Regions from separate parts of the Homo sapiens genome. Here regions 1 and 3 are each linked to region 2. A link is a contact called in ENCODE Hi-C or POLR2A ChIA-PET data. All regions are on one chromosome and are shown on one strand. The core of a region is the stretch at or near the end of the contact, and the rest is flanking DNA. Distances in the headings are between cores, read along the strand shown. Region 1 overlaps LOC107985590 (a long non-coding RNA gene). Region 2 overlaps TOM1 (target of myb1 membrane trafficking protein). Region 3 overlaps LINC01399 (long intergenic non-protein coding RNA 1399).

Region 1 (3,579 bases), core at 293-2,792, 250 kb before region 2:
CTGTGGGTCTTGAGCGTCCCTTATGGGGAAGGCCCAGAGTGCATGGTCAGTGATGGTTTGTTGATGGAATGAACAATGTATCAAGTTCCTATGCCTCTTAGAATCTTGGGATTTCTCCAGCCATGTTTGTCCCTTAGAATGATGGAATTTCATTAGCCATGTTTGTTTCTAAGAATCCTGGGGTTTCTCCAGCCATGTTTGGCCTTAGATCATGGGATTTCTCTACGGAGGAGCCTTGGTGATCATCCAGGACACTCTGTCTCTTACCAGCCTTCTTCCTCCCTTCCTCAGGCACTGGCCCATAATCCAGCTCCTACTAGCCATACCCTCCTCCTTGTCCCAGGCCAGTGCCCCCTACCCATCCCCAGACCAAAACTGGAGTCTCCACGAAGAGCTCACTTGTCTTGTCCTGGCCTCCCAGTGGCTGGACAGACTCCCTGCTAAGGCTCAGGGCAAGCCCCACCTCCCTGCCAGTCCCTCCAGCCACCTGCGTCTGCCCCTGACTGGGCTGGGGTGTGTCGGTCTCCTCTCTGAACCTCTGTTTCCTCAGCTGCAAAATGAGGAGGATCATTTCGAACACTTTTAGCTCAGCTTTGTCAGTTTGCTACCGGGGTCCAGCTGGGTGGAGGATGAGGACCTTATGTATTACTATCTCCCTGCATCTCTGTGGGGTACCTTGCGGCTCCCGGGGGAAGCAGCATGTCTCTTTAAGGCCACTAGATGGCACCAGCGTGTCACCCGTCTCCCTGCAGGCTGACCTCAGGAGGAATTCCACCTGTGGGATTACACCCTAAGGACCACAGCCACCTCCCTCCTCCCACTGGCAGGAGCCCCTGAAGATCTGCCAGTGGGCGCAGGCAGGATGTGCAGGAGTTAGGGACAGGGGTGGGGGTCAGACAAATTTGAACTGGGGAGTTCTGAGCCAGGCCCTGCTCTTAGAGAACATCCTGGCTCTCTGCTTAGCAGTTAGTTCGCTGGTGACCCTAGGCATTTCATAGCACCCCTTTGAGACTTCAGGTTCTTTCTCTGTGAAATAGGGTACCAAGTCTCTTCTCCTGTGCATCGTGGAAACTGAATGATACTGGGCACGTAAAATGTCCATTCTGCCTCCGGGCACAGAGCAAGCTTCCACAGCATTAGCTGCCACACTAGTTATTAGTGTTACTTTGTAATTTAGTATTACGTCTCAGAATCTCCTCTGGGAGGAGCCTTAGGCAGGATGCCCAGAGATCTGGGTCTGCAATGGACTGTTCTCTCACTGTGTGACCTTTGGCAAGTCATTTCCCATCTCTGGTCCTCGGCTTGGCCTCCACCAGCCTCAAGAGGCTGGGAGTATCATGGAAAAATAAGGGCTTGGGAATCAGACAGACTTGGGTGTGAATCCCACCCACTTCTCCTCTTCCCAGCTGTGTGGCTTTGGGCTGCTCTGATAATTCCCTAATGATTTGTGTGACTATTTATTCTAAGTCTGTCTTCCTGGTTCTCTAGTACGTTCCACGAGGGCCAGGCTCATGTCAACGTGGCTCACCTACATAAACTCAACACTCAGCTCAGTGTCTGGTACGAGTAGCTGCAATAAACAAGGGTGATTCATTATCAGCGTTACTATCACTGTATACATTCACTCAGCAGCAGCAGCAGACCCCGTGTTCAGAGAGTCCTCTGCACTCTTTTTTTTTTTGAGATGGAGTTTCGCTCTTGTTGCCCAGGCTGGAGTGCAATGGTACATCTCGGCTCACCACAACCTCCAACTCGCAGGTTCAAATGATTCTCCTGCCTCAGCCTCCCAAGTAGCTGGGATTACAGGCACCTGCCACCATACCTGGCTAATTTTTGTTTTTTTAGTAGAGACGGGGTTTCTCCATGTTGGTCAGGCTGGTCTCCAACTCCTGATCTTAGGTGATCCACCCGCCTCGGCCTCCCAAAGTTCTGGGATTACAGGTGTGAGCCACTGTGCTTGGCCCCTGCACTGTCTTAATAATCCTCATCATTACCTCTGTTTTATGGATGAGGAGACTGAGAGCCAAGGAAGTTAGGTCATTGCCCAAGGCCACACAGCTACAAAGTCACAGGCACTGGGGTTGGAAGCTGAGCTCCATGACAGCCTTGTGTGAACGGATGTGGCAAGCTGAGTGAGAGTCCTCCAAAGATACCCACGTCCTAATCCCCCAAATACCTGTGAATCGTACCTTATCCAGCAAAGGGAATTCTGCAGATGTAATTAAGTTAAGGATCTGGAGATAGGGACATTATCCTGGATTGGTCAGGTGAGCCTAATGTCCCCACAAGGATCCTTCTATGAGGGAGGCAGGCATGTGGCAGTAGGAAGAAAGAGATGAGATGACCAGGCATGGTGGCTCATGCCTATAATCCCAACAGTTTGGGAAGCCAAGGCAGAGAGATCACCTGAGGTCAGGAGTTCGAGACCAGCCTGACCAACATGGTGAAACTCTGTCTCTACTAAAAATACAAAAATTAGCTGGGTGTGGTGGCATGCACCTGTAATCCCAACTACTTGGGAGGCTTCAGCAGGAGAATCACTTGAACCCAGGAAGGGGAGGTTGCAGTGAGCCGAGATAGCACCACTGTACTCCAGCCTGGGCAACAAGAGCAAAACTCCATCTCAAAAAAAAAAAAAAAAAAAGAGAGAGAAAGAGATGAGACTGAGGAAACGGGAGAAAAGACCATGTGATGTGGGAATGAAGAGAGCATTGATTCTATCTTGAAAGACAAGGAAAACCAGCCCTGCTGACGCCTTTAACACAGTGACACTAGTTTTGGACTTCTGACCTCTAGAATTATAAGGTGATAAATGTGTGTTGTTTTAATTTACCAAGTTTATAGTAAGTTGTTACAGAAGCAATAGGAAAATAAGGCACAGAGAACTGAGATAACGTATAAAAACACCCGGTATACAGTTGCAGCTCACTAAATGTTCTTTCCTTCCCAGCACTACCCCGTTTTCCTTTTCCAGCTACAACAGAATGGCAGAGAGGAAAGGACCCTCCGGGATCTTCCAGTTCAGCCAGCCCATTTTACAGAGGTGGAGACTGAGGCCAGAGGTAGGGAATGGCCCCTATCTTGCAGAGGTGAAAGGGGTCCAGGGAGCGAACTTGGGGGAAGGTCCTGGGCTGCTCGGTCTGTTCTAGTGTCTAGCACTGGGCATCCTGGGTGAAGTCATCCAGTCCAAACCCATTTTCCAGGTGAGGAAACTGAGGCCTGGCATTGCCTGAGAGATCTGCAACCTGCACCCCAAGCTGACAGGGTGTGTGCAGGCCTGGAGCCCTCATGAGTCCTCCTATTCAAAGGCCCTTCCCTCCCCCTCTTGAGCGCTGTTCCTCTGTGTGTATCCGCTGCAGACAGGGGCCAGCAGGGTCTGGGAAAGCCACATCAGAAGCCTGCCCAGCTGGAGCGGAGGAATGGGAGAGTGGCTTCTTGGAGGTCTTCAGCCTGGGAAAAGTCCGAGGCCTTCCTGTCCCCGCTCACCCTGTTCCTCCCAGGCAGGTCTGGTCCAGACAGCTGTGAGAAGTCCCCTGGAGGCAGCGTCCCAGTGGAGCTGGGAGGAAAGAGGGGCCCAGA
Region 2 (3,545 bases), core at 377-2,876:
CTGCCTCCCTGAAGTGCTGAAGCCCAAATTAGGACATGGGTATAAGTGACTGCGAGCTTGAAAGCACAGTCAGATATTAAGCCTAATGACTGTGGATATCTGAGGGTACCAGCTGCTACCAGATGGGGCCCCTCAGTCACCTCACAGCCCATACCCCAAAATGGCAGGGAAGAGGCCTTTCATTCCACTGGGCCAACGAGCAGGAGAAGCTAGGCAGACGTGACCTGCAGGGTACCCCCCACTTTCCACTGATTTAGAATCAATCAGTGAGTGTCTTTTGATGGAGAAAGACACAAAAAATGAACAAGGGGCTGGAGGAGGCTGGAATAACTCATGTCAGTTATCAGACACCCTGGACTGCTAAGCGCTTTACAGACACTGTTTCATGGACTCTCACTTATGCCACAAGCCTCATTTTACAGATACAGAGGAGGTGTGATGGGCACACAATTTCTGCAGACCCAGCAATCCTTCTCCTTCTCTTTCCTTTTTTTTTTTGAGATGGAGTCTTGCTCTGTCGCCTAGGCTGGAGTGCAGTGGTGCGATCTCGGCTCATTGCAACCTCTGCCTCCTGGGTTCAAGCAATTCTCCTGCCTCAGCCTCCCAAGTAAGCTGGGATTACAGGCACCCACCACCACCTCCGGCTAATTTTTTTGTATTTTTTAGTAGAGACGGGGTTTCACCATGTTGGCCTGGCTGGTTGCAAACTCCTGGCCTCAAGTGATCCTCCCGGCTCAGCCTCCCAAAGTGCTAGGATTACAGGTGTGAGCCACTGCGCCCAGCCCTTCTCCTTCTTTTGTAATAGCACCTAAGTACTCTTTAGAGGAACTGCTCCTCCCCCATTTCACATCATCCCGGTGGGGCTGCCATCAAAGGGCCCTCTCCCATACCCCAGCTGGTAGGCACAATGAAGCTCAGCCAATCCAAGTCTCTCTTGGGGATGTGACTCTTGAACAGAATGATACAAGGTGGGCAGGTGGGTGTGGTGGCTCATGCCTGTAATACCAATGCTTTCGGAGGCCAAGGAGGGAGGACTGCTTGAGGCCAAGAGTTTGAGACTAGCCTGGGCAACACAGTGAGACCCCTGTCTCTGCAAAAAGAAAAAAAAAAAAAGAAAAGAAAATTAGCTGGGTGTGGTGGTGCATGCCTGTAGTCCCGGCTACCTGGCAGGCTGAGGTGGGAGGACTGCTTGAGCCCAGGAGGTTGAGGCTGCAGTGAGCTGTGATCATGCCACTATACTCCAGCCTGGGTGACAGAGCAAGATCGTGCCTCAAAAAAAAAAAAAAAAAAAAGGTGGACAGGTGTTTGTGGACAAGTGTTTGAGCTGATGTATTTATTGATGGCAGCACCCTGGGGAGATGGTCCAGGAATTTCTGCTCCTGAGACATCTGAGCTGCCCTGGGATCCATCTTTCTTGTTCTGTTGGGAGACATCAGTTTCACTTTTCTCTGGATTCTGAAAGCTACCCATTTAATAAAGATTATTATCCTAACAAATTCTTTTTCTGCCTAAGTTAGCCAGAAATGTTTTGTGTAGCTTGCAGCAGTGAAGTCACTTGTCTAAGGCCCCAGAACCAGGAAGTGGTGGAGTGGGCGAGGACACACCAGGCCAGTCTGGTTGCAGGGCCGTGCTCTCAGCTGTGACCTGTGACCATCTCCCAGGGCTGGACTTGGGCACAGGCAGCAGCGCTAACCCTGGAAAGGAGATACAGGGCGGCTGGAAGGAGGGGCCCTCATAAACATCCTGGAAGAAGACAGCTGAGGGCACAGGCCCTTAGGAGCCTGCCTTGTGTTTGAGAGGAGGACGAGAGAAGGCTCAGATGGCATGAGACCAGGAGAACAGGGAGGAAGGGAAGGGAGAGGGTTGGGGCAGTAGGCCAGAGGCCAGGGGAGGTGCTGGGGCTACCGTTCATGGCGCAGGAACACATTGTTGAGATTGTCATTGACGATGAGCAGCTCCTCTGTCAGCTGCTCATTGGCGATCTGAGGGATGAGCTCCAGGACCCGCTGCTGCATGGCTCGGCACGTGCGGTTGAGCTCCTGCCAGGAAAGGAAGTGAGGCAACCACAGTCACATGACTCAGAGTGAGGCCGTCTCTTTTTTTTTTTGTGAGACGGAGCTCTGTCGCCCAGGCTGGAGTGCAGTGGTGCGATCTTGGCTCACTGCAAGCTGTGTCCTGGGTTCATGCCATTCTCCTGCCTCAGCCTCCCAAGTAGCTGGGACTACAGGCGTCTGCCACCACGCCTGGCTAATTTTTTTTTTTGTAGTTTTAGTAGAGACGGGGTTTCGCCATATTAGCCAGGGTGGTCTCGATCTCCTGACCTCACGATCTGCCTGCCTCGGCCTCCCAAAGTGCTGGGATTACAGGCGTGAGCCACCGCGCCTGGCCAAGTGAGGCCATCTCTAATGCACGGGCCTCCAGCCCCTGCACAAGCCTTGGAGGAGGGTGAGGTGCCCAAACTGGACTTCAAGGTTCCACGGAACAGCTTTTTGGGTTCTACAAACATGAACTTGAACTTCACTTCCAAGTGTTAGATGCTAAAATTTAATCCACAGGAAACCATCAACATGTCCAACTGTGCTGCCGGTTTAACTTGGCTTCGTGCAGATTCCAGAATAAAGGTTGTGCCACCATCTTTGCTTAGTCAAAAAAAAACTGAGTCTGCAAAGGGGGCTGGCTGAACAAACCACAACTTCTGGGGGTATGCTGTGATTTTTGCAACCAAAGCATACAGAATGAACTAGATGACTGCAACCATTAGCCACAAACCTCGATTTCGAGTTTTTGCCTCACTTTTCTCACTGCCTGATTTTTTGTCTTTTTAAACAAACTTTTAGCTTTGGAATAATTTTAGATTTACAGAAGAGATGCAAAGATAGTACCACAAGTTCCCATATACCCTTGACCCTGGCTTCCCCTTAGTCTGGCATTTGTCAAAACTGGTAAACTACCATTAAACATTAAAACTGGTAAAATACTATTAACTAAACTGCGGACTTTATTCAGGTTTCACTAGTTTTTCCTCTAATGTCCTTTGTTTGTTCTAGGATCCTACACTGCATTTAGTTATCACGTCACCGACTTTTAACCACTAGGTGTCATATTTAAACTTATGAAAAATAAAAAAAATGGCTACACCCGGTGGCTCGTGCCTATAATCCCAGCACTTGGGGAGGCCGAGGCGGGTGGATCACCTGAGGTCAGGAGTTCAAGACCAGCCTGGCCAACAAGGTGAAACCCTGTGTCTACTAATAATACAAAAATTAGCCGGGCATGGTGGTGTATGCCTATAATCCCAGCTGCTTGGAAGGCTGAGGCAGGAGAATAGCTTGAACCCAAGAGGCAGAGGCTGCGGTGAGCCGAGATCGCGCCACTGCACTCCAGCCTGGGTGACAGAGCAAGACTCCGTCTCAAAAAAAATAAAAAAATAAAAAACCATAGCCATATGGGTTTTCATTTTTAAGATTGGTCAATTATTTCTTCAGGTACCTGCCACCAGGTGAAGGTTCCTGGGTCACGGCAGGTGCCTGGGTCCTGAGGTCCAG
Region 3 (3,223 bases), core at 669-3,168, 170 kb after region 2:
CCACGCTCCATAAATACACAGAGAGATAGATCTCCTGGCCCCATTGATTTCCCCTTGCCATTATTGATTGCATTCTTAGATAAGTGGGGACTTTTCGACCAGAACTAAACTCTCTGTATCTTTCTTGGAAGCCTTTGCAATGCCAAGGGTTTGGCTGAGGGAGGAAGTGCTGTCTGCCGTCTTCTCAGAATGCTACCCACCAGCTATGTCCTGGGTAAGAGAAAATAAAGGGCTCTCCCTGGGCCCCTCAGTTTTCCAGAACATGTCAAGTTGGGAGCTCTCCCAAGGGGAGAAGAAAATGGCTTCAACTGACAGAGCCTCTATAGGTGTTCTGTGTGGATGACATCAACTTTGTTTATAATCCCTTCAATTATGAATGCAGAAGGGTAAGTTTGCCCTTGGCAGAATTTCTCAAACTTTAAAATGCAAAGAGGTCCCTTGGCCATCTTGTGTGAAAGCAGCCTCTGATTCAGTAAGTCTGGGGTGGGTCCTGAACTGTGCCTTGCTGACAGGCTCCTGGGTGTGTGGGTGCTGATGCTGCTGGATCTGGGTCCCCACTCAGGTCAACTCTGTACTCTCTCAGGCTGTGCACGTGAGCCTTTGCTATCCTTCAGAGCTGCCTTTAAGTATTAATTCATTCATCAAGCATTTATTAGCTTCTACTGTGTGCCAGGCCCTGTGCTGGGCTCTGGATAGAAGATGAAGGGAACAGAGTGCTCACCTTCAAATTACTTACAGCTGGGTTGGAGACACTACTTTTCCAACAAGCACTGCTAATGCAATGTGATTGCAATGTGATTACGTCCTGAGCAAGGATGGAAGGCCCTGCTGCAGGACCCTTCTCAGGTGAGGGGCAATTAATTCTGCTGGGAGGCCTCAGGGAGGGGGATATTGAAGCTGGGTATTGAAGCATGAGGAGGAGCCTTTCAGATGAGAAAGTGGAGGCAGAGGATATGAGTATGAATGGCTGGAAGTTTGAAAGTTTGGCATTGCCAGGAAAACATGGATGCTAGTTGCAAATGCCCCCAACTAAGAGATGGCTGGCTGGATGTGGAGTGCTGATCTGGCTATCACCACCAGACTCGGAGTCCTTGAGGTCAAGAGCCTCATCTGGCTTATCTCTACTCCCCCAGCTCTGGCAAACGGTGCCCAGAAAATAATTAAACCAAAATGAAGTTGATTTGTTCATTTCTGGCAGAGGTGCTCATTCTTGAGTGTACATCAGAATGCCCTGAAGTGCTTGTTAAAAAGACTTATGGGCCCCACCCTCAGTGCTTCTGACCCCGTAGATCTGGGCTGGGGCCTGGTATTTGCACTTCTAACAAGTTTCCAGGCAATGCTGCTGTTGCAGAACCAGGAACCACCCTTTGTGGACCACCAATCAACATCCAACGTCATTGTTTTCAAGTAATTCCTCCTGAGGGAGGGGAGTGGGTGGTTCACAGAAGGCAATGTGGATTAATGTAGAAAGCATGGCCTTTAAAGCTGCATACACTAGGTTCAATAAAGTTCTGCCATCTGTGTAACCTTGTTTGGATCAGACATTCCATAATACCTACCTTAGGACTCTTTAGTCAAGTTTCAGGTGAGAGAAACCCAGCTCAATAAATAAAAAAGAAATGACTGGGCTGTATAACTCAGAAGTTTGGGTGTCTGGAGTCTGGTGTGCCTGGATCCAGGAAGTCAAATCATGCCCTCGGAACTCCGTCTCTTTCCACCCTTTGGCTAATCTTTCTTCTGTATTGATCCCATTCTCAGGCAGGCACTCTTCCTGTAGCAGCTAGGATGACCAGGTAGCTCCACAATGATATGTTTTGCATAGTTACTGATCCCAGAGAAAAGAGAAAAGAATATCTCCGTTTTCTAGTGTTTTTAGCAAAAGCCCCAGAGATTCCTTTGATTGGCCTGGGCTGGGTCATGTGCCCACTCCTGAACCAATCACTGAACCTGGGGTACGGAGAGCTCTGATTGGCCAAAACTTGGTCACACGGCTATTCCTTGAAAAGTAAGAGAGAGAGAGAGAGAGTGTGTGTGTGTGTGTGTGTGTGTGTGTGTGTGTGTGTGTGTGTGTGTAGGGTATTGTTCAGGCTGGCATGGATGGATGGGATTTTCCTGAAAAGCCGCTCTGTTGCCAGTGTGTGTGTGTGTGTGTGTGTGTGTGTGTGTGTGTGTGTGTGTAGGGTATTGTTCAGGCTGGCATGGATGGATGGGATTTTCCTGAAAAGCCGCTCTGTTGCCAGAAAAATGGGACAAGGAAAGGATGTATGCTGGGCACTTTAAAACTACCTCGCTTTCAAAGTATTCCAAAATCTAGAATCGTCATGTCACCATTTTAGAATTCCTCTCAGTCGGCATGGCTTAATGAGGTTTTTAAAGGACTGATAAGGACTTAAGAGCACCTCACGTTATATACTTAGGAGGACCAGGTAGTGTTTTACATATTTTACACATCAATTCACGTAGTCTTTCTAAGAGCCTTATAAAGTAGGGACTCTTCTTCTTTTTAACAGATCAGGAAACTGAGGCACAGAGAGGTTAAGTAACTTGGCCAAGGTCACAGAGCTAGCGAGTGGTAGAGACCAGCTGCAAACCCAGGCAGTCCAGCTGTCTGTGTGCCTAACCACTATGTCCGCAGCCTGCCTCTTGAGAATTTTGAAATCTTATTACTGGAAAATGCCTTGGAGATGATGTCAGCCAGCACCCCAACCCCTCCTCCCTGTTTATTTATTTATTTATTAACAATTGAGGACCAGAGAGGAGGATTCATTTACTTGAGGTCATGCAACCCAGTAATGGCACAACCAGGATGAGAATTTTTGTCTTTGAATGCTGACCCCAGAGTTGTTCTGCCCCACCATCCCTCTACTGCCTCCTACTGGGTTTTCTGGAAATAGTCGCTGTTCTTAAGCGTGTGCAGGAATCAACTTTCACGGTTCTCCACGACCACCAACCACCTGGAGCACCTTGTCCTTTGCATCCTGAGTACCTGGCCCTGTGTCTAGTAGCTTGTGCAGATACTGTTCCTATATGCAATTTTTTGGTAATACTGAAAGCTTTTCCTCATGTTTTACCCATTCTGACTCTATTTCTTTGGGTTAGATCAAGGGGAAGCTGGGCACACTGGAACCACTGACCACACAAAAGCAGCGTAGATGAGCCCTTGTAAATTGGCAACTGGTCAGCACAGCTCAGAAATTCCATTTTCCTCACCCCTCAAAGTGGG

The links. A loop is a pair of places that touch in the nucleus more often than their neighbours do. ChIA-PET counts read pairs that join two places held with the same protein, here RNA polymerase II (POLR2A). Pooled maps may share reads with other maps.
Region 1: a pooled map shows a loop between it and region 2 (4-fold over the local background). The contact joins two enhancer-like sites. A Hi-C loop is called at or near these places in 17 of 168 maps with a recorded cell type or tissue (KBM-7, Right ventricle myocardium inferior, Right ventricle myocardium superior and 12 more) and 8 of 50 pooled maps. POLR2A ChIA-PET finds 5 or more read pairs at or near these places in 2 of 52 experiments (PC-9 and T-cell).
Region 3: a loop to region 2 is called in a pooled map, with 16 times the contacts of the local background. The contact joins two enhancer-like sites. A Hi-C loop is called at or near these places in 2 of 37 single-sample maps with no recorded cell type and 8 of 50 pooled maps.

What each region holds. Positions count from the first base shown.
Region 1 is chr22:35,580,383-35,583,961 of GRCh38, reverse strand. It overlaps LOC107985590 (a long non-coding RNA gene), which reads left to right. Exons shown (of 5, transcript XR_007068163.1): 4 at 2,951-3,062. Among named protein-coding and RNA genes, the nearest start is that of MB, 35 kb to the left of the region's middle. RefSeq lists a silencer at 632-711 and enhancers at 451-952, 2,927-3,426. Within about 2 kb of position 1,542, at least 5 of the 41 ENCODE cell types and tissues checked have a DNase peak (open chromatin) inside an H3K27ac peak, as active enhancers do; they include heart right ventricle and transverse colon, where a contact is called at or near this core.
Region 2 is chr22:35,328,841-35,332,385 of GRCh38, reverse strand. It overlaps TOM1 (target of myb1 membrane trafficking protein), which reads right to left. Exons shown (of 15, transcript NM_005488.3): 8 at 1,906-2,039. Among named protein-coding and RNA genes, the nearest start is that of MIR3909, 5.0 kb to the left of the region's middle. RefSeq lists enhancers at 1,526-2,026, 3,516-3,545. Within about 2 kb of position 1,626, at least 22 of the 41 ENCODE cell types and tissues checked have a DNase peak (open chromatin) inside an H3K27ac peak, as active enhancers do; they include heart right ventricle and transverse colon, where a contact is called at or near this core.
Region 3 is chr22:35,155,247-35,158,469 of GRCh38, reverse strand. The region is part of intron 4 of LINC01399 (long intergenic non-protein coding RNA 1399); the gene reads left to right. Among named protein-coding and RNA genes, the nearest start is that of LINC01399, 74 kb to the left of the region's middle. RefSeq lists enhancers at 1-238, 3,128-3,223. Within about 2 kb of position 1,918, at least 2 of the 41 ENCODE cell types and tissues checked have a DNase peak (open chromatin) inside an H3K27ac peak, as active enhancers do.